4 separate regions of the Homo sapiens genome follow, and all the other regions are linked to region 3. A link is an interaction called in ENCODE POLR2A ChIA-PET data of the cell type or tissue named here. Cell type or tissue: OCI-LY7. All regions are shown on one strand. Region 1 overlaps DNAJB11 (DnaJ heat shock protein family (Hsp40) member B11). Region 2 overlaps FETUB (fetuin B). Region 3 has its middle 10 kb from the start of EIF4A2. Region 4 overlaps TRA2B (transformer 2 beta homolog).

Region 1 (5,000 bases), 200 kb after region 3:
GTAAAAAATAATGAGACATATTTTCCAGAATTTAAAAAAGATGAATAACCTCATATTAAAAGATCCCAGAGTTTTAGCAGAAAATATAGGTGAACAGCTTTCTTATTTTATTTTAAAATTTTTTTCCAGAGATGAGTTTCAGTTATGTTGTCCAGGCTAGAGTGCAGTGGCTATTCACAGATGCAATCACAGGACATGATAGCCTCAAACTCCTGGCCTCAAGCAATCCTCCTACCTCAGCCTCCTGAGTAGCTGAGATTACAAGTGTGCTCCACTGCACATGGCTGCTTTCTTATTTTAGAACAAAAACGAATTTCTTTAAAAAGACACAAAAACTAACCATTAAAGACTGATAGATTTAATTACATTAATTAGTTCTGTTTGCTGAAAATTGAAATAAATCTTAAACATAATGAAAAGACAAGTTACAAACAGATAGCCTATATCTGCATTACATACAGCCAACAAAGAATTAGCAGCAAGAGTGAAGTACTCTTAGAAATCAATAAGCAAGAGGCAAAAGAAAGAACAGGCATTTCACAAGAGAGGAAACAAATATGGCCAATAAACACAGGAAGAGATGCTGATCCTAATTGGTAATTTAAAAAATGTAAAACAAGACCATAATGAGATATTTTATACCCATTTGATGAGCAAAAATTAAGAAGTCTAATAATTCCAAGTATTAGTGAGGCAGTGAATCTATAGGATCTCATAAATTGCATGTAGAAGCATCAGTACAATCAATTTCAAAAGCAATACAGTATTAACTTGTAAAAATGAACATTGGTTCATATTACCCAGCAATTCTACTCTCAAGCATATCCACCCAAGAGATATTCTTGTTCATCTGAACCTGGAAATATGGATTAAAATGTTCATAAAAGCGCTGTTTGGAATTGAATAAAACTGGAAGAAACAAAAATGCCTATTAATAAATTATGGTCACAATATAGCAATAAGCAACAAGGGTGAATCCTAGTAACATAATAGTGAGTGAAAATAACCAGTCCCAGAAAATAATGAATAAAATACCATTTCTAAAAAATCAAAAACAATATAATAAACAATATATTATTCAGGTATTCATATATACATGATAAAGTAAGAATGGCAAAAGAACAATAAAGACATAACTCAATACAGTAGTTACCTTTGAAGGGAGGCAGGGTAATGGAACAGGGAAGTAGCATGTAGGTAGATTAAGTCATGGTAATGTTTTACTTAGTTCTTAAGCTGGGTGATAAAACAATGACATCAGTGTATCATGAACCAAGCATTATAATTAATTCAATTTTGTGCATTTGATCACTCTCTCTTACCCTCAAAAAGACAGAGAAGGTACATATAAACCTCTTATTTTTAGTCAAAAGTGCAAGTTCTGGGAGTCAATATGAACAGCTATATTGTTTGAACTTACTTCCACAAAATTTCCTGCATATACTTCTTCCAAAGTGACTTCTAGATCTACAATAATATCACTTCCTCTTGGAATATTTCTGTCTTGCTGACGAGGGGTTCCTCCAAACATGAAACCAAAATCCCCAAAGAAGCTAAAGATAAGTGCAAAATCATCAGGAAAAAAAAAAAAATCAAGACTCTATGTTTCACAATTAACTCATTTTCTTTACGTTGATAAACTATTGTTTCTATCAATGCATTGTGCAAAACTACAAGGTATTTTTTAATACAATGGAGTCAACTATCATACATAATTTTAAATTTATATACTATCAACCATGTTGTAACTATACGGTCCCTTACTACAAAAAAATCCACTTTTTAACAAAATATAGCCCATACATATAGTACAGTACATACACACACAGTATGCCAATGAATTCAATGTTGGACCCAACCAATGAAATAATAATCTTTCAATATTGGGAAAAATCTGAATATGGTGGACTTATTGAGAAAGAGTATAGTATACATAAACTTGTGTAATGCTAAATGTAATGGTTAATTTAAGAAATTTTTATCGGTAATTTTAACATATGTAGTGTTCTCTTTACATGCTTTTTAGAAGCTAACTTGTTGAAAGAAGCTACTGCTCTACACAAAAATCTTGAGTATGTAATTAAATAAGCTAAAAAAGCATCAGCCTTAGTAAAATCCTAGTGCTTAAGGAGAAGGAAGTTCTAGCCTCTATAAGACCCAAACTAATTTTTGTAAGTAACAAGAGTAACTTGAGATTAACAAAAAAGGTGACCTTCAATCCTACAGGTGGTTTAATCTAATGTTAATTTTTGGTGTTATTAAGAAGCCTTGTATATTAGCATAGCGAAGATGATAACTATATAACTCCCTCTCCCACCAACCAACTCAGGTGAATGAATTCCCTGAATCTTAAATAAAGGCAAGGGGAAAGAACAGGGTGGGGGCTGGGGAAGCTGTTTCTCTTTCTGGTATTCCCTAGGGATCACTTCAGCCAGCCAAATTGATCCTGGCGGGGGGAAAAGATGTCCTAATCATGTTACTCACACATCTTTACAGACCCTAAAAATCTACTCCCCCACCCCAGGCCCCTCAACCAAGCACTAAATGGTGGTAACTACTATATGCAACAGTGATTCTTACTTCTTTTGGGGAAGGGTTCACAGAACCCTTTGAGAATCTGAAGAAAACAATGAACTCTCCCCATAAAAATGCAGATTCGAACATCTTTTTGTTTATAATTTCAGACCTGAAACCCCAGATTAAAGTCTCTTAGTATATGTAATCATCAGGGAATGTGGAAATTCAAATGCTCAATAAAGAGAGGTTCAAAGAGTGAGGAAGAAAGTGTTTATTATTCCAACCACCCAGCACTCCCAGAAAGCAAGAGATAAAGGTCCTCTACCCTAATTCCTTCCCCTAATGCTGGTTATTATAATCACCCTCACTTGTTGATAGCACGAAAGAGAGGCAGCTCTGGGTATGGGAGCAGGAATTTTTCTATCTCTGCTAACAATAATTTTGCTCATTAAGTGGTTTGCAGATTGCAAGGTAGCAAGTAGGCAAGGATGAACTGATTTCCAACACATGTCCCCGTGAATTGTCTGCACTGATTTAACTGATATGGTTGGCTAGATGGAATGTCCTTTCAGTGCCATCAGTCTTTCCTGAAGCTTTGTGAAAATAGAAGACTATCTTCCCACAGGGAGGACAATAATTGATCTTTGGATCAGCTAAATTGTACTGTTCATCAAAAGTTTCTGAACTAGGGAATGAGAATAATTCTTTAATCGCTAAGTGACCCTCTCTCAGACACTAACACTTTGCAGATGGGTAAATTACTCACTGTGAAAAAATGTCTCCATGGGAGCTCTGATGACCATCTTTTAATCCTTCTTCACCATAAGTATCGTACTGTTTCCGTTTCTCACTATCTGACAGAACCTGGGGATAAAAGCCAGTGGAGGAAAAGATCATGAGTTGGTAATATCCAGTTAAGGCACAGTCATATTTATGTTTGTTTTTACTTTGACAGTGGGTCTAAAATTTTAATAGAATGCAGTTTCCATTATGTACTGTATTAAGGCATATTTACAAAGTTATTTTCTCTAAGACTAAATTCTTTGATGCACTGTTCATTCCACATTGCTCCATTCATGTTTTTAATTTAAAGTTCTCAAAACTCGTGTAGTCACTAAAAAATAATACCTGAGATTAGCAATGCAGCTGTGAAGGTCAGGGTGGTGACAGGAAAGAGTTAAGACGGATTCCTCAGGTTTACTTCCCATGCAGTTTGACTTTGGTGCTTATGCTGTTAACCACTATACTGCCTTCAGAACAACTTGGCCCCACAGGTCTATAACACCCCCTACCCAAAACACACACACACAGACACACACACACACACACACACACGCGCGCGCGCGCGCATGTATTAGGAGATTGTCAAGTCAAGGAAATCAAATGACAGGCCCTCCAGAGAGGCCTACACTGATATCTTTTCATCCTCCTTTTTTCATTTTTTGGTATATGCAGAAATCCATTTGTGGAAGAATTTTGCCTGCCATATATATATATGTTTAAGTTTGTAATGTCCTGAGTTTGAAATGCAGAAAGAGTAGTAAGTAAAAATACTCTATGAAGGTTATTCAAGGTCAATTTCATTGCTTGAAATAATTCTTGAAGTTTTAAGTTTCAGAGAACTACATACACAATCATGACTATATGCTTTCTCTCTGTATATTAAAGAATGTAACAACAAAATAAGCTTCCATCCTTTTCAAAATTTGCCTTCAACATGCAAAAAAAAACTTTCTCTTTTATTTAGAGCAATCTGATATATATGCACATATATACTTGTGAAAATTAAATGGCTTTAAAATCTTCCTTTGATATTTATAAACTCCTACTTAGACAAGAGTCTGAAGGAGAGAGTTATTTCAAAACCACACTCATGGTGGCCCAGAAAAAGAGAGGTTCAAAGTAGACGGGGCTTGTTGACTTAAAAGAAAGGCATATTCACACAGGACACATTTTTGGCTTAGGGCCCAAATGAGGTGTAAGGAGTCATGGCAAAAATGTATTAACATTTAAGATATCCTTGAAAGGATAAATAGAAATTGAGTATACAAGAGAGTGAACATTCTTAAAAGCAAAGGCAAATGGGTTATTCCAGAAGTGACCACAGTACTTGATTACAGCCACTATGAAAGAAAAAGGGAGAGGAAAGCATGTTTTCACAAGTATCTTTAGAAAATAGGTACTTTGGGGAAGCAGAAATGGGCACAATTAACTTGAAAAAAAAAAAAACCCTTATTATTAACTGGATCTCCAATATTTTCACTTTTAGTCTACTTCTCTGATCTGATCTTCACAAATAAATGAACCCTGCATTTGAGACTATAAAAAACACCATTTCAAAACCCCCAAAGACTAGTTTTAAGTCAGTTTCTTTTTAGACATCAGAGGCTTCTGTAATAACCCCCTAAAAACTACTCTTGAAGTCATTATCATTTACTTCCTCCTCACTTTTCTTCCATCAAGGAATGCAATTTTATTCTATG
Region 2 (5,000 bases), 120 kb after region 3:
GACTAAAAATCCTCTGTGCTCCACATAGTCCATCCCTGTCTCCTTGCTAACCACTGGCAACCAGTGATCTTTTTACTGTCTTCATAATTTTGCCTTTTCCAAATGTCATATAGTTGGAACCATACAGTAGTTAATCTTTTCAGATTGGTTTCTTTCACTCAGTAATATGTATTTAAGTTTCCTCCATGTCTTTTTGTGGCTCGATATTCATATTCCTTTTTCGTGCCAAATAATATTCCATTGTCAGGATTTACTTATCCACTCACCTGGTGAAGGACAGTTTGTTGCTTCCAAATTTTAGCAATTATGAGCAGATGTGCTGTGAATATTCATGTGTGGGTTTTTCTATGGACATAAGTTTTCAGATCATTTGGGTAAATACCAAGGAGTGTGACTACTGGAGCATATGATAAGAGTATGTTAAGTTTTGAAAGTAACTGCCAAACTGTCTTCCAAAGTGGCTGTACCATTTGCATTCCCAGCAGCAATGAATGAGAAGTTCCTTTTGCTCCATATCCTTGCTACCATTTAGTATTGTCAGTGTTCTGGATTTTGGCCATTCTGACGGATATGTAGTGATATCTCGTTGTTATAATTTGCATTTCTTTGATGACATATGAAGTTCACTGAAGTTCAGAATTTCAGATGTTCACTTACCTTTTTTTTTTTTTTGGTGAGGTTTAAATCTTTTGCCCATTTTTATTTTTATTTTTTTTAACTTCTATCTTAAGTTAATGGGTACATGTGCACATTTGTTATATAGGTAAACTCATGTCGCAGGGGTTTGTAGTACAGATTATTTGTCAGGCAAGTACTAAGCCTACTACCAAACAGTCATTTTCTTCTGACCCTCTCCCTCCTCCCACCCTCCACCCTTGAGTAGGTCCCAGTGTGTGTTGTTTCCCTCTATGTGTCCATGTGTTCTCATTATTTAGCTCCCACTTATAAGTGAGAGCATGCGATATTTGGTTTTCTGTTCCTGCATTAGTTTGCTAAGGATAATAACCTTCAGCTCCATCCATGTTCCTGCGAAAGACACGATCTCATTTTTTTTAAATGTTTTGCCCATTTTTAAATTGGGTTGCTCATTTTCCTATTGTTGAATATGTTCTTTTTAAACATTCAGCTGAGGTAACTCTTAATATTGTATAACTAGAAATACTCAGCTCCTGAAATTTTGTCGTAGAAGATTAGTGTTAGCAATTTGCAAACTACTGATGACTTGAACACAACAGCCTCAGATCAGTAATAAATGCAGCATTTTGCAACTATTGACAAGGATGCAGATTAGCTTGTCTGCACTGAGTCTGCAGAGTAAGAAAAAAAGATCAAGGACTGAAAGCCAGAGAAACAGCATCTAAGAGATGAGCCAGAGAAGAGGAGCCCAAGGTGGGATATGAGGGGGAGTGGTCAGAAAGCTAGAAGAAAAACCTGGAGGCTGTGGGACACAATCTCCTTGAAAAAATCTGAAGAGCAAGCAAAGTCAGCATTGCCAGATGCTTGAAAGTGTAAGTAAAAGTGAACAGAAATTTTTTTTTTAATTTAAAATAAAAGATTGTTAGGGAACACCAAGTCAGTGGGTTATGGGAAAAGAGATAGATTCACATTACTGTGACCTAAGGAATGAAGAGGTGGTGGGGAAGTGGCAAGCATGGGAACAATCTAGTTTTTCACGAATTAAGCCATGGAAAGACAAAGGAGGTGGTAGATAGAAGGAGAAACAAAGTCTGAGGCCCTTCCCCATCCTTTTACCAGTAGAGAAGGGCCTTATAGAACACCCCTTGGGAAACCCCAGCTAAGGCTCCTAATGGTTTCTCTCTGTTTGCCTCAGGCCCATCCTTTGATTTTCTCTGCCTGGTCTTGTCTCCCAGGCTGGCTCCAGGGAATTGAATAACCCAGGCTCTCCCTGCTGGCTAGTTTACCATTGAGTTCAAAGAGCCATTGGGAGGAGGAGATTGGAAGGAAACAGGAAGGGAGGGAGAGGGGAGGGTGCTTATTCCCTGCTCCTTCTCGTTCCAGCACCGGGTTCTGCAGGGGCTGCATCCCTCCACCAGGGCGGCTTCTGCAGGGCGGCTTCTCCACAGGATAGTTCCAACAGAGCGGGGAAGCTAGCCACTCCTGCTCCTGCTCAGCCTCGGGTGGCAAAGGCTGTCCAGGTGCCTCAGCATCCCTTGGCCTTCCCTTAGCCTGGGCAACAAGCCTTCACTAAAGGTCCCTTCACTGAAGTCTTTTTCTTTTTTTGAGATGGCGTCTAGCTCTGTTACCCATGCTGGTGGCGAACAGTGGCATTATCTCAGCTCACTGCAGCCTCCACCTCCCAGGTTCAAGCGATTCTCCTGCCTCAGCCTCCCGAGTGACTGGGATTACAGATATGTACCACCATGCCCGGCTAATTTTTGTATTTTTAGTAGAGACAGGGTTTCACCATGTTGGCCAGGCTGGTCTCAAACTCCTGACCTCCGGTGATCTGGCCGCCTCAGCCTCCCAAAGTGCTGGGATTACAAGCATGAGCCAGCACGCTGAGCCAACTGAAGTCTTTTTAGTTGAGCCACCTGAGTACAATTCTGCTTCTTTCAGACCCTGACCAACACGGTGTAAGACCCCACATGACACCCCCACATAATCACTTCCTTCTTATGAGAAGCAGATAAGAGGAACAGAGTGTGAACATTGTCTACGTCTCTTATGCAAATTATGCTGAGGCCTGTGTGCCTCTTCTAACAGCCACCAAGATAGAGGACAATAGCTGCATCTGCAAATTCTCTGTCAAAATGTCCAAAGTCTTATCTGCTGTGCATGTGTGCGTGTGCACATAGGTATCACTGAATGAGGGGAAATTGGCCCTGCAGTGTTTGAAAGAAGGAAAACGTAGACTGTAATTGAATGCTGTGATGAGCCCTCCTCTAACTGTCCTAGAGAAATTGTAACAGTGATGAGAACTGTCACGGTCTGCTGCTCCCACAGTGTCTAGCACAGGCCACATGTGCACTTCCCTTCTATGTGCCTCCAGCTCTAAGTGAATTACCCCACTGTTGAGACCTGGAGACTTCCAGACAGATGAAAAGAGGTAGAGGGTTGGAAATGGTATGGGCCCTACGCAGCTAATACCTGTCCTGGAATTAAAGGGAATTTAGGGACTGAAACTGTGCTGGGCATTAGTTGCTCACGCCTCCCGGTGTTAGGGAAAGTATCTTTACTCATGCAATGCTTTCATGCTGAGATTTCAGCACATATATACTGCTGAAAAGATAAGTATCTTTATAAGTGAGTGGCTGAAGACATAAGAGAGGCATCTCTCCATGGTATGAGACTGCTCAGTTTAGGAGGTGATGCAGCTCAGGGTACAAGGCAGTGTACAGGGTAGAGTGCAGCCCAAGCCGAGGGCTCAGTCTCATTATTTCCAATCCCAGTCAACATGCTGAGACCAAGAAGAGTCAAAAAGGCGTCCTTCACTAGCCACTCTACGTGTGCACGCTCTGTCTCTGTCCATCGTCCCCATCGCCTCCCATGTCATGCGGCGCACCATACCCCTACAGAAGACTCTGTGTGATTCTCATGGCGGAAGGACAAGAGGGCTGGCATTCTGGGCTGGCCCTGGGCACTCAGCAGTGCGTGCTTTTTCTTTGGGGAAAGGCAGGACCACCAGCTTCTCCTCCATAGGCTCCAGGAAGAGGAAGGAAATATCCAGGGTTTCTCCCTGGGGATTCGTGGTTAGGTCCAGATGCACAGGAAAGGCCTCCTGAGGGCCCTTTTCCTGGGAATTTTTATCATCCAAGTCAGGAAGATATTGGACAGATCCTCTTGGCCCAGCTTTGGAGGGGGAGTCTGTTGGGGGGGTGTTTTTCTGCTGGGATTCTTCCACCTTGGGAAGGTTTGTAGGTTTCTGGTTAACAGCAGAGTTTTCACTTCCAGTGGCTGGAGCCTGGAATGAGAACATTTTTGAATGTAGAGTTCCACAGGGAAAGTCCTCCCATGCCTAGTACCAGCCTAAGCTGATCTGTGCCTTTCTGTTGGAACATTTCAAAGGGAGACTAGGTAGAGGGATGGGCCTCCTGGTGAAAGGGTTAAAAAACAAAACAGATAAGGGCCAGGGGGAACCAGGACCTGTAGAAGCTTGACTGTGAGACTGTAAGTCTCACAATTTCAGAGCTGAATAATGGCCCAGAGAGGTTCAATGACTCACTCGAAGTCTCCAGCAAGCTCTCTTTCTGTTCCCAGTAGTGGAAGCAGCAGGTGCCTTTCCTTGCTTGTTTATTCTGCACCAGGCCTTGTACAGCACCCTTCATTCAGGTCCTTTCACTTGCTTCTCACAGGGATCTGAATGATGCAGTGTCGCAATCCCATTTTATAAATGAGGCAACCAAAACTCGAACAGGTAAGTGTGTGCCTGTTACACAGCTCACAGGTACCAGAGCAAAACTGGATCCCAAGTGTCCTGTTTCAACTGCTTCAAATATACCAGGCACAAATACACCTCAAATATAAACTGCCTCTCAAATATACCAGGCTACCTTATAATAAGTGCGCAATAAACACTTCTGGAAAGGGATTGAATATTTTCATGGAAATAACTTCTCCCTGTGGCTTGAGGTAAGGTTTCTTTGGGACGCTGAATTTAATGTCTCAGAGGCTTGAATCACATCCAAGCCAGCAGTTCCCTGTTTCTGAATTTGTCTTGCTTATTCTGCAGGACCATATTGCGACTGAAACAAGGCATAACAGGTCTTTGACTGGCTATCCTGTGGATGTGGACTCAGGCTAGCCTGCGCAAAGTGGTGAGCAAGGTGGTTGGGAAAATCAAAGGAGGGGGTAAGGTAGTGGCAGGTAACTATCGATAATCTGCTCTTCTTCACAGAAAGACAGGCAATTAGATTGAAAAATACCTGTGATTCAAAGAAGTCACAAGTCACAGAGACAAACTTTTCCCAGTGTGTTCGAGTCAGAGAACCTTTGCAAAGACCAACAGGCTAAAAGAGAAAATACAATGTCATGTGAGTATT
Region 3 (5,000 bases):
TGAGTTCAGAAGTTTGAGACCAGCCTGGGCAATATAGGGAGACCCCATCTCTACAAAAAAATCAAGTAATTAGCCAGGTGTGGTGGCATGTGCTTGTGGTCCCAGCTACTCGGGGAAGGCTGAGGCAGGAGGCTTGCTTGAGCCTGGGAGATGAAGGCAGCAGTAAGCCATGATCACGCCACTGCACTCCAGCCCGGGGGCAACAGAACAAGACCCTGTCTCCAAAAAACAAACAACACAAAAAATCAAATTGTGCTTTATACATCAATGGAATATTATTCAGCCTTAAAAAGGAATGAAATTCCGATCCATGCTACAGTACGAATGCACCTTTGAAGACATTATGCTAAGTGAAATAAACCAGACACAGAAGGACACGTAGTATATGAGTCCACTTATATGAGCATAGAAACAGAAAGTAGGAGGGTTATCAGGGCCTGGGGGAGGGGAGAATGAGGAGTTACTGTTTAATGTGAACAGAGTTCCAATTTGGGGAAAAAGGTTTGCAGATGAATAGCCGTCATGGTTGTATCACATCATGAATATGCACAATGCTACTGAAGTATACGCTTAAAAATGGTTAAAATGGTACTTTTTATGTTATTCCTATTTTACCAAAATAAAAATATATTCCTAGCCAGATAATCTAGTTAGAATGAAGTTAATCCATTAGAATGTTTTGTTTTCCCACCTAATTGTAGTTGTTAGTCTACTGATTTAAAAAACAGGCCAGATACGGTGGCTCATGCCTGTAATCCCAACACTTTGGGAGGCCGAGGCGGGTGGATCACTTGAGGTCAGGAGCTTGAGACCAGCCTGGCCAACATGGTGAAACCCCATCTCCACTAAAAATACAAAAATTATCCGGGTGTGGTGTCACGCGCCTATAATCCCAGCTACTCAGGAGGCTGAGGCAGGAGAATCACTTGAACCCAGGAGGCGGAGGTTGCAGTGAGTTGAGGTCGCGCCATTGCACTCCAGACTAGGCAACAGAGCGAGACTCCGTCTCAAAAAAAAACAAAAAAAAGAAAGAAAGAAAGAAAGAAAAATACAGAGAGGAAAAAAAGATCTTGAGTCACATAACAATACAGAAGTTTCCAGATTTCAATAGAAAATCACTTAAGCCGGCCAGGCGCGGTGGCTCACGCCTGTAATCCCAGCACTTTGGGAGGCCGAGGCGGGCGGATCACAAGGTCAGGAGATCGAGACCATCCTGGCTAACACGGTGAAACCCCGTCTCTACTAAAAATACAAAAAATTAGCCAGTGCATGGCGGCGGGCACCTGTAGTCCCAGCTGCTGGGGAGGCTGAGGCAGGAGAATGACGTGAGCCTGGGAGGCGGAGCTTGCAGTGAGCCCGGATTGCGCCACTGCACTCCAGCCTGAGGGACAGGGCGAGACTCCGTCTCAAAAAAAAAAAAAAAAAAAATCACTTAAGCCAAAAATCGTGACCGGGCGCGGTGGCTCACACCTGTAATCCCAGCCCTTTGGGAAACCAAAGTGGGAGGATCACCTGAGGTCAGGAGTTCAAGACCAGCCTAGCCAACATGGTGAAACCCCATCTCCACAAAAATAGCAAAAAAATTAGCCGGGCATGATGGCAGGTGCCTGTAATCCCAGCTACTCGGGAGGCTGAGGTGGGAGAATCGCTTGAACACGGGAGGTGGAGGTTCCAGTGAGCAGAGATTGTGCCATTGCACTCCAGCCTGGGTGACAAAGGGAGACTCCGTCTCAAAAAAAAAAAAAAAAAATCATGAAGATCTCAAACTGAATGAAAAAGACAATGGATGCCAACTCTGAGATGATAGGAATGTTGGAATTATTATACTGGTCAAGGTTGTAAAGCAGCCATGACGAAAATGCTTTGGTGACCAATTATGAGCATGCTTGAGACAAATGAAAAAATAAAAAGGAAAAATTGATAAATTGGACTTATCCTTAAAACCCGTTGCTCTCTTCTTCCTTCCTCCTCCTTCTCCATCTTGTCCTTTTCCTTCTCCTTCTCCCAATGGCAAGTAGATTATATTGGCCTTGGGCTGGGACACTCGGGGGGAACCCACACCCATGGTGTGTGTGTGGGGGCAGGACGAAATTGAAGCTATCTGATGGTCACTTGCAGCATGACAGGTTCTGGCTGTGTTGGATGACGAGTTGCTGAGGGCCTGGTTGGTTGGTAGCTGCAAAACCTAGACGTTCCTGCTGGCTGCATCTTCGCGGGGAGCTGGGATTAGGCAAGGAGTCTAGGGCCTGGATGCAGAACCTGGGCATGCATGGGGGTCAGGGAGGATGGACCAGGGAAACCTGTGTGCTGGTTAGCATGGTCTATCTGCGGTTTCAAAGACAGAGCAGCACCAGAAGAGGAACCCTGTCTGGGTGTGCTGAAAGTGGCCCAGCAGAACATAAGGTTGTGGCTGGGACATGAATGCACCCCAGGGAGCACTGAACTGCTCTGAGCTGCCGACTAGGGCCATAGGCTAGCTATGTGGGCCCATATTGAGGTAGGGGCTGAGCAGTCCCAGCGGCACCGCCCAGGCTGCCTGCTCTGGGGTCCCTGCAAAAGCCGCCGCTGAGCCCACGGACTTCCGGGTCGTAAGCACGTGGGGCCTGAACATCTGCTTGGCTGGGTCAGCTGCTATGACAATGCCCGGGCGATCGTGCCCTCCAGCGCTGCCTGCATGCCGAGGAGGAAGCGAGTCCCCACGTGAATAATCGGGCTCCGCCGGCTCACAGCGGATGTCAGAAGGTCAGGTCGCTCTGCTCCTTTCGCCTCCGTTTTTCTTCCTCATGGAAACTTTCTTCAGCTGCAGAAAAAGCTGGTCCTTTTCTTTCTGCCTGGCCCACAGCTTCTCCTGCAAAGTCAAAATTTGTTCCTTCGGTCTCCTCTGGTGACATTCTCTCTTCCATCTCCTTTCTCTTCCTTCGTCTGCTCTTCCTCCATCTTCTCGCCATCACCTTATCCGCCGCCTCCTCTTCCCTCTCGCCCCGCAGCCTGCGCTCCCGCCGGGGGCGCTCCGGACACACTGTCTGCGCGACCCCCCACGGGACCCGGCCCCCAGGCCAGCTCTGCCCGCCGCCCACAAGGGCTGGGGGCACCCGCCGCCAGCCCAGCTGGCAGCTATGGCTCCTCCGAGCGCACAGGAAAACCTCGGCTTTTGAAAGACCCTGTTAAGATAAGGATGAAAAGATAAGCTATAGAGGAGAAAATATGTGCAAACCACGTATCTGGCAAAGTACTGGTATCTAGAATAGATAAAAACTCGCAAAAAACTCAACAGTAAAAAACAACAGTTTTGGCCAGGCGCGGTGGCTCATGCCTGTAATCCCAGCAGTTTGGGAGGCCGAGGCGGGCAGATTGCCTGAGGCTGGGAGTTCGAGACCAGCCTGGCCAGCATGGTGACATCCCGTCTGTAATAAAAATATAAACATTAGCCGGGCGTCGCGGCAGACTCCTGTAATCCCAGCTACTCGGGAAGCCGAGGCAGGAGAATCTCTTGAACCCGGGAGACGGAGGTTGCAATGAGCCCAGATCAAGCCACTGCACTCCTGCCTGGACAACAGAGCAAGACTCCGTCTCAAAAACAAAAGCAAAAACAAAACAGTCCTAATACAGCATGAACAAAAGATTTGAAAAACATTCTGTGCTCACTTCCACAGCACATGTATTAAAAAAATCGGAACAATACAGAGATTAGCACGGGCCCTGCGCAAAGATGACATGCAAATTCATGAAGTGTTGCATATTTTTAAAACATTAAACAAAATTTAAAAAAGAAAACAAACATTTCACTGAGGAGGATATACAGATGGCAAACAAGCATACAAAAAGATGTTTAACACTATTAGCCATTTGAGAAATGCAAATAAAAACCACAATGAAATATCGTTGTACACCTAATTAGAATGGCTAAAATAACAAAGTGACAACAACAAATTCTGACAAGTATGCAGAGAAACTGGATCTCTCATCCTCTGCTGATGGAAATGTAAAGTGAGGTGTAGCCACCTGGAAAGCAGTAGTAGTTTCTTTTCTTTTCTTTCTTTTTTTTTTTGATACGGAGTCTCGCTCTTTCACCCAGGCTGGAGTGCAGTTTCATGGTCTCGGCTCACTGCAACCTCTGACTCCCAGGCTCAAGAGATTCTCCTGCCTCAGCCTCCCGAGAAGCTGGGATTACAGGAACCCGCCACCATGCCTGACTAATTTTTGTATTTTTATTAGAGACGAGTTTCACCATGTTGGCCAGGCTGGTCTCAAACTCCTGACCTCAGGTGATCCGCCCGCCTTGGCCTCCCAAAGTGCTGGGATTACAGGCGTGAGCCACTACGCCTGGTTGCAGCAATAGTTTCTTAAAAAGCTAAACAGGTAACCACCACCATACCATGTGATCCAGCAATTTCACTCTTGGGCATTTAGCTGAGAGAAATGAAGACTTATGTTCACACAAAGACTCTGATATGAATGTTCAGAGCAGCTTTATTTATAATAGGCAGAAACTGAAAACAATCCAGATGTCTTTCAATGGATGAATGGGTAAACTGTGATATATTCATACTGTGGAATACTACTTGGTAATAAAAAGAAAGGGTCTATTTATTATTACATATCACAACCTGTATGAATCTCCAGATTATTATGCTGAATTTTAAATCAATGCTAAAAAGCTACCCCTTGGCCAGGCGCGGTGGCTCACGCCTGTAATCCCAGCACTTTGGGAGGCCTAGGCAGGTGGATCACTTGAGGTCAAGAGTTCGAGACCAGCCTGGCCAACATGGGGAAAGCCCATTTCTACTAAAAATACAAAAATTAGCTGGGCATGGTGGCGCATGACTGTAATCCCAGCTACTCGGGAGGCTGAGGCAGGAGAATTGCTTGAACCCAGGAGGTGGAGGTTGCAGTGAGCTGAGATCATACCACTGCACTCCAGCCGGGTGATAGAGTGAGACTCTGTCTCAAATAAATGAATAAATAAATAAATAAATAAATAGTTACCTCCTGCATGATAT
Region 4 (5,000 bases), 840 kb after region 3:
GATGGTTTTTCAAATTCTGTTTCTGTTTAATGCCTATTTCAGCTGATTGACTAGGATTACTGATAAAATACCGTAGCTTCCCCTTAGAAGAGGTGGGTCACACAAGTGAACAGGATAGCTAATACAAATTGCAGTAATGGCAGATGCTTTCATTCCTATTTCTCCTTTTTTGCTATCAACATTTAGCTATTGTAATGTTAGAGGTAACGGTTACAAAGTAGCTTTATTCTGGTTACCTGGTATCCCTTGCACTTATTGAGAAATTCAACCCAAAAGCTGTCCCTTCTTTTCTGTGTGTTTTGTTTTAGCTGAGTAGAAGGGTCAAGTGATTGGTGTAATGTTACTTTCAGTTGAATGAGACAAGTACACATATCAAAAATAATACCCAGTAGTAGTCAGCCAGCGGTTTTCTACCCAGTTGAGAATGCCAAGGGTATCATGTCACACATGTCTTCCTGAAATAAACTTTCTCTGAGAGTTGTCAGGTCTTCATGCTCTTGGAGAAAGTGACTTAAATGGCATTTCTTGGAGAATCCATTTTCTGATGCTTTCAGGCCTGTTTATTTCTATATCTTGCAAGCAGAAGAAAATTTTCTCTTAAGAAGTTTTGCATTCCTTTGTCAAATTTCTTGCCATAGATAAACTAATGATGATAAATGTTATTTTATGTTCCAAATTACTCAAAGAGCAGGCAGGAAACTGAGGTAAATGTGTGAATGAATATTACATTTTAATTCCAAGCCCATGGATTCTTTTATCAAGAAACCTGACAGGTCCTTGGGGTGCAAAAGAGGAAAAGACCTCTTAACCCCCAGCCCACTAAAGGAAAGAAAGCAATTTGGAATCTGGTTATGACCCAAGCTGGATAGACTTAAGGTGAGAAAACGTTGCTAGTGGACCATTGTGTCCATTTGTTTTTGTTTTCCCCCTTGACCAAAGCATCTGTGGGTCCTAATGTGTCTCCTCCTCGGGCCATAGGGAAGATGAGGAGGAGGCCGGCTTCTGTTCCTGAGAACAGGCAGTGTGTGAAAGACTGCCTTAATCAGAGGTCTGATTAATGCTAAGGGGAGTCAAAACAAGGAAGGGGATGACAGTGTTTCAGGAAGATAACCTTTGCCAAGGGAAAAAAATGAGTAGGAAGCATGTAACTTCTGAGGTTGACTAAGTCAAGTAAGTCAGACTTAACTAGTATGATAAACAGTGTTTTAAGAGATGCAGTGTTTATGAGCCACTATTTTAAATCTAACAAACCACATTCAGTTTTTAAAATAATACAGGGATTGGATGGTTAGTCCTTTCAAATATGTTTTTGTAAGGTGGTTGCTGTTCTCAGAATAGGGAGATGTGGATTATTTTGTTGGAAGGCTAAGTGTGTTGTATTTTTACTTGATGTATTCCCTTTAGGTTTTGTATTAGGATGTGGCTGAGATCCAGTCTGTGAGAGCTTGATTGATTTCCTGAGCATTTTTTCAGGGAAATTTTGGTTTTATTCATGCTAATTTTAGTTTCATGGTCCCTTTTTTTGAGGCAGTGGTGTCCAGTTCTGTCTGTTGGTGTGGTTTTAATGTGTTGACCATGTCAGCCCTGAGAGTGGAATTTGAAGTATGCTTAGATTTAGGGACTTCCCCAACTGGTTTTTATAGCTTTACCTGTCTGCATTGAGATTTAAAGTTAATTATGCTTTTGATTTGGGTGCTAATTTTAGGTCTTATTTCTTGTAGGCAAGTTTTATTCCCTTGCCATATGTATTTCCCAGCCAGTTAAATGGCCAAAATAACTTCAGAAAGCTTTAACTTCTTTAAGAAAATATCCCTGATAAAGGATCGAGACGTTTAGGTGTTACCCAAACAAGTGTCAGTATAGAAAAGGAAGCCTTTGCATTCTGGTATTTCCCTTATTCCTGGCCCAAGAAATGATTGCTTACAAAATATATCTGCATAGTCCGTTAGTTTTGGAGGCTGAGTGAAAACTCCTGTGATTTCAGAAATATTGTATCTGTGATCTGCTAGATTTTAAGGAGAAAACTTCATTAAGTCTTATTTTCTAGGTTAGGAGTACTGTCTCTTCCCTCAGTGGACAGGCTGCCGAAGCATCTTAGCTTAGAATAAAGGTTTTTCTGTTAAAGCCAGGAGCTTAAAGAGGATCTTGACTTGACCCATTCTTCCTTTATACTCAGATTCCTGGGCTGACTGATTTCTGTTAACTACAGTTACTTTATTGGTAGTCTTAACTGTTACTGTGAAACACCCATATTCTGCTTTCACTTCTGGAGAAAATTGTTTCATTTCCATAGAGGTAATCTTTCTAGTGTTGGAGTAAACAGGCTTTTAGCAACTTTTGGGTTCCCCATTTCTATATTCTCACCTATGTTAATTTTTGCCTGTGGTAAAAATAGCAAAAACTACACCCTCATTTTTGAGACTTCCTCCTTTGTCCATGGAGAGAAGGGAAGTGTCCGTTCAGAATACTTGATAGGGAATTCCAAGGGATTGTTGTTAATTGGAAGCCCCAGAGCATCACTACATCCTTTAACCATTTCTTGATGTTAAAGGCAGCTGTTCATATATTTTTCTTTTAATCTTTTTACAGTCAGTCATGGAGGGAGGTAGAGGGGAAAGGCTGTCACATTTCATGTCACCCCACCATGTTTTATAATGGCTTTGAAGTCATTTGAACGTTTCTAGAGTCGTCTGGGGCCTAGAGACCTGAACTCATTTTACTGGATGAGTTAGCCTTTCCTTCTGTGTTAAACCTCAAACCTTAATTTGTCTATTCTGTGTTACATTATAAATGTTTTCCCTGAGCATCAAAGGATCATCCAAATTTTCTCCATTATGTTGTAAACCACAAAACTATCTTCTAAAGTGTTTTGAGCTGTAATTTAGAATAATCCTCTACTGTCCTTTCAAGAATGTCCAGAATACTCTGAAGATGTATCACACAAGGAAATCTCTTGTGATTTTATCTGAAAGCTTCACCTTTGATTCATGCCATATAGTGACTTACTGTAATACTGCTTCCTTTTGAGTCTTGCCATTTCTGCTCTCTGGAGTAGAAAGGCTTACCAGGCTTTACTTTGTCTAAGTTTGATAACCTAAAATAAAGGTTGCCTTGATAATTTTACCTAGCTATCAGACTGACTAGGAGTAGGTTCTGTCCTTTCCTCATCTACTGTTTTGGTGCCTTGGCAGAACTTTTCCTTGGTTTCATTACTTAGTATACCCTTTTGTTGATTATGTGTCTTTAGCTCGTTGGTGACCTAGTTATCCTGGTTACCATTCCTTTGCTATTTTTCATTACAAATCCCCCCTTAACCTGCCAGCCAATCCCAGTTTTGGTTGGGAAAGCTATGAGTACACAATGTTTACCTAAACTTTGGCTTTTGTATGTAGTTTCTGTACTCTTTTGCTTCCTGGGCCCTAGGTTAGGAGCTCCTGATTTAGCTGCCTGGTTTTGATGTGTACTTAAGTAACTAGGTAAGTTAGGTTAATTCCTGGTTTTCCATAAGTTTGCCCTGGCTCATCTCCATTTAGCTGGAGAAGCTGTGGAGGATCTCTGACACCCTCTCTACTCTTATTTGTGTGTAGTTCGCTGTTCTGTTGTAGCTCCATCTGGTTGCTTTCAGTTTTTTAGGGGGCCTCCCACCATGGTTAGATGCAATAGGGTTTTACAGGGTTTAGTGTCCTTCAAGCTAGCCTTTGCTTTCCACTAGGTTTCTGCTTTTCTCTAGGATTTGAAACTGAGATCATCATCTTTATCTCTTATCACTGAATTATAAGTAGTAACTTGAAAGGTCAAGGTCTTTTTAAAAATCAAGCATTTTTTTAAGTAAATTATATAAATTATATAGGATTTTGTTTTATTGATTGCAACTTGATTGAAATAGGTATAAAGTATAGGTGTCATAGTTAATAAGGTTCCGCCTCACCCTAGTCTTTATGGAGTAACATTCTGAAACACAGTCCTTGGACAGTTCCCTTAACTGCTTGACTTTGGCACCCCTTTCTGAAGGAAGTGGGGTCAAATAACTCTTATCCCTGCTCCAAAAAGGTGGAAGAAAGGACAAGTTAATTGACTTATGTCATTTGGAGCAATGAAACTATTAACACCAGGTATATTCAGTTCCTGCCCTTACCTATATTTTCTTATCTTGGAAGGGGATTGCTGTCCCTCACCATTTATCTCACAGCAGCTTATTTGTTTTTAAAGTTGCCCAGAAAGTGTGCAAATTAAACTTTTAACATCTACGTGTAGGAATCCCGTTCTGCTTCCAGAAGTGGAAGTGCTCACGGATCGGGGAAATCTGCAAGGCATACCCCTGCAAGGTCTCGCTCCAAGGAAGATTCCAGGCGTTCCAGATCAAAGTCCAGGTCCCGATCTGAATCTAGGTAAGAAAGACTGTCTTGAGATTTCCTCGTTACTCTTAGCTCTGAAATTGGTGCGTGTTTTGTAAACCAGGAAGGTAGAGAGGGTTAGATTATTTGTTGGCCTATTAAATATTGGTACTAGAAGTGAACTTAAGTTCTGGGAGGCAAGACTAAAAGCGGTTAAGAGCCTGGGCTTTTGGAGTCAGGGTTTTCTATTTTTGCTGGTTTGGGCAGATTAACCTTTCAGCTTTAGCTTCTTTATAAAAGGCAAATTAGTAATACAGTACCAGTTCTTCAGGGTTGTTGTGAGGATTTACTAAATGTAAGTAAACTGCTTACTAGTATGGCAAATATACTGCAGAACATTGGCTTTCAGTAATTAGAATTCTTGATAAATAAGTATATATATGGTGCGCTTTTTTTTTTTTAATGTTGGTCAAAAGTAGGCTATATATACATCCTGGTTTGCCTGGGGCGATACCATTTATGCCTGTGGTCAGGCATAATTAACAGCACCCCTTTTCTTAAATGTGTGTCCTCGTTTCGATGACAATTTAGAGTCACTCTAGTTAGTCAAGAGCCACTCAATTTTTTGTTTTTTTAACTGCTGGGGAATACTCCTTGTGATTTTGT

The links. Peaks named below come from ENCODE experiments on the same cell type or tissue, not always from the same donor. Only the 100,000 strongest peaks of a DNase experiment are listed, where the experiment ranks them.
Region 1: POLR2A ChIA-PET joins it to region 3 with 7 read pairs; 31 of 35 experiments call an interaction of 5 or more read pairs at or near these places.
Region 2: POLR2A ChIA-PET joins it to region 3 with 5 read pairs; 9 of 35 experiments call an interaction of 5 or more read pairs at or near these places.
Region 4: POLR2A ChIA-PET joins it to region 3 with 5 read pairs; 13 of 35 experiments call an interaction of 5 or more read pairs at or near these places.

What each region holds. Positions count from the first base shown.
Region 1 is chr3:186,574,221-186,579,220 of GRCh38, reverse strand. DNAJB11 (DnaJ heat shock protein family (Hsp40) member B11) reads right to left here. Exons shown (of 10, transcript NM_016306.6): 3 at 3,284-3,381; 4 at 1,421-1,553. Among named protein-coding and RNA genes, the nearest start is that of DNAJB11, 6.0 kb to the right of the region's middle. In OCI-LY7, no CTCF peak of the experiment used is centred here; no DNase peak of the experiment used is centred here.
Region 2 is chr3:186,651,185-186,656,184 of GRCh38, reverse strand. FETUB (fetuin B) reads right to left here. Exons shown (of 7, transcript NM_014375.3): 6 at 4,884-4,967; 7 at 3,044-3,922. The coding sequence ends at 3,554. The region is part of intron 1 of HRG-AS1 (HRG and FETUB antisense RNA 1); the gene reads left to right. Among named protein-coding and RNA genes, the nearest start is that of HRG-AS1, 12 kb to the left of the region's middle. In OCI-LY7, CTCF peaks have their summits at 1,913 (motif pointing left) and 2,124; DNase peaks (open chromatin) are centred at 2,664 and 2,964; H3K4me3 peaks cover 1,706 bases; H3K27ac peaks cover 2,459 bases.
Region 3 is chr3:186,770,585-186,775,584 of GRCh38, reverse strand. It overlaps the pseudogene RNU6-1105P and the pseudogene GPS2P2. Among named protein-coding and RNA genes, the nearest start is that of EIF4A2, 10 kb to the left of the region's middle. In OCI-LY7, a CTCF peak has its summit at 3,076; a DNase peak (open chromatin) is centred at 2,644; H3K4me3 peaks cover 1,747 bases; H3K27ac peaks cover 1,204 bases.
Region 4 is chr3:185,925,989-185,930,988 of GRCh38, reverse strand. TRA2B (transformer 2 beta homolog) reads left to right here. Exons shown (of 9, transcript NM_004593.3): 2 at 4,255-4,388. Among named protein-coding and RNA genes, the nearest start is that of TRA2B, 9.5 kb to the left of the region's middle. In OCI-LY7, no CTCF peak of the experiment used is centred here; no DNase peak of the experiment used is centred here; H3K4me3 peaks cover 2,551 bases; H3K27ac peaks cover 1,390 bases.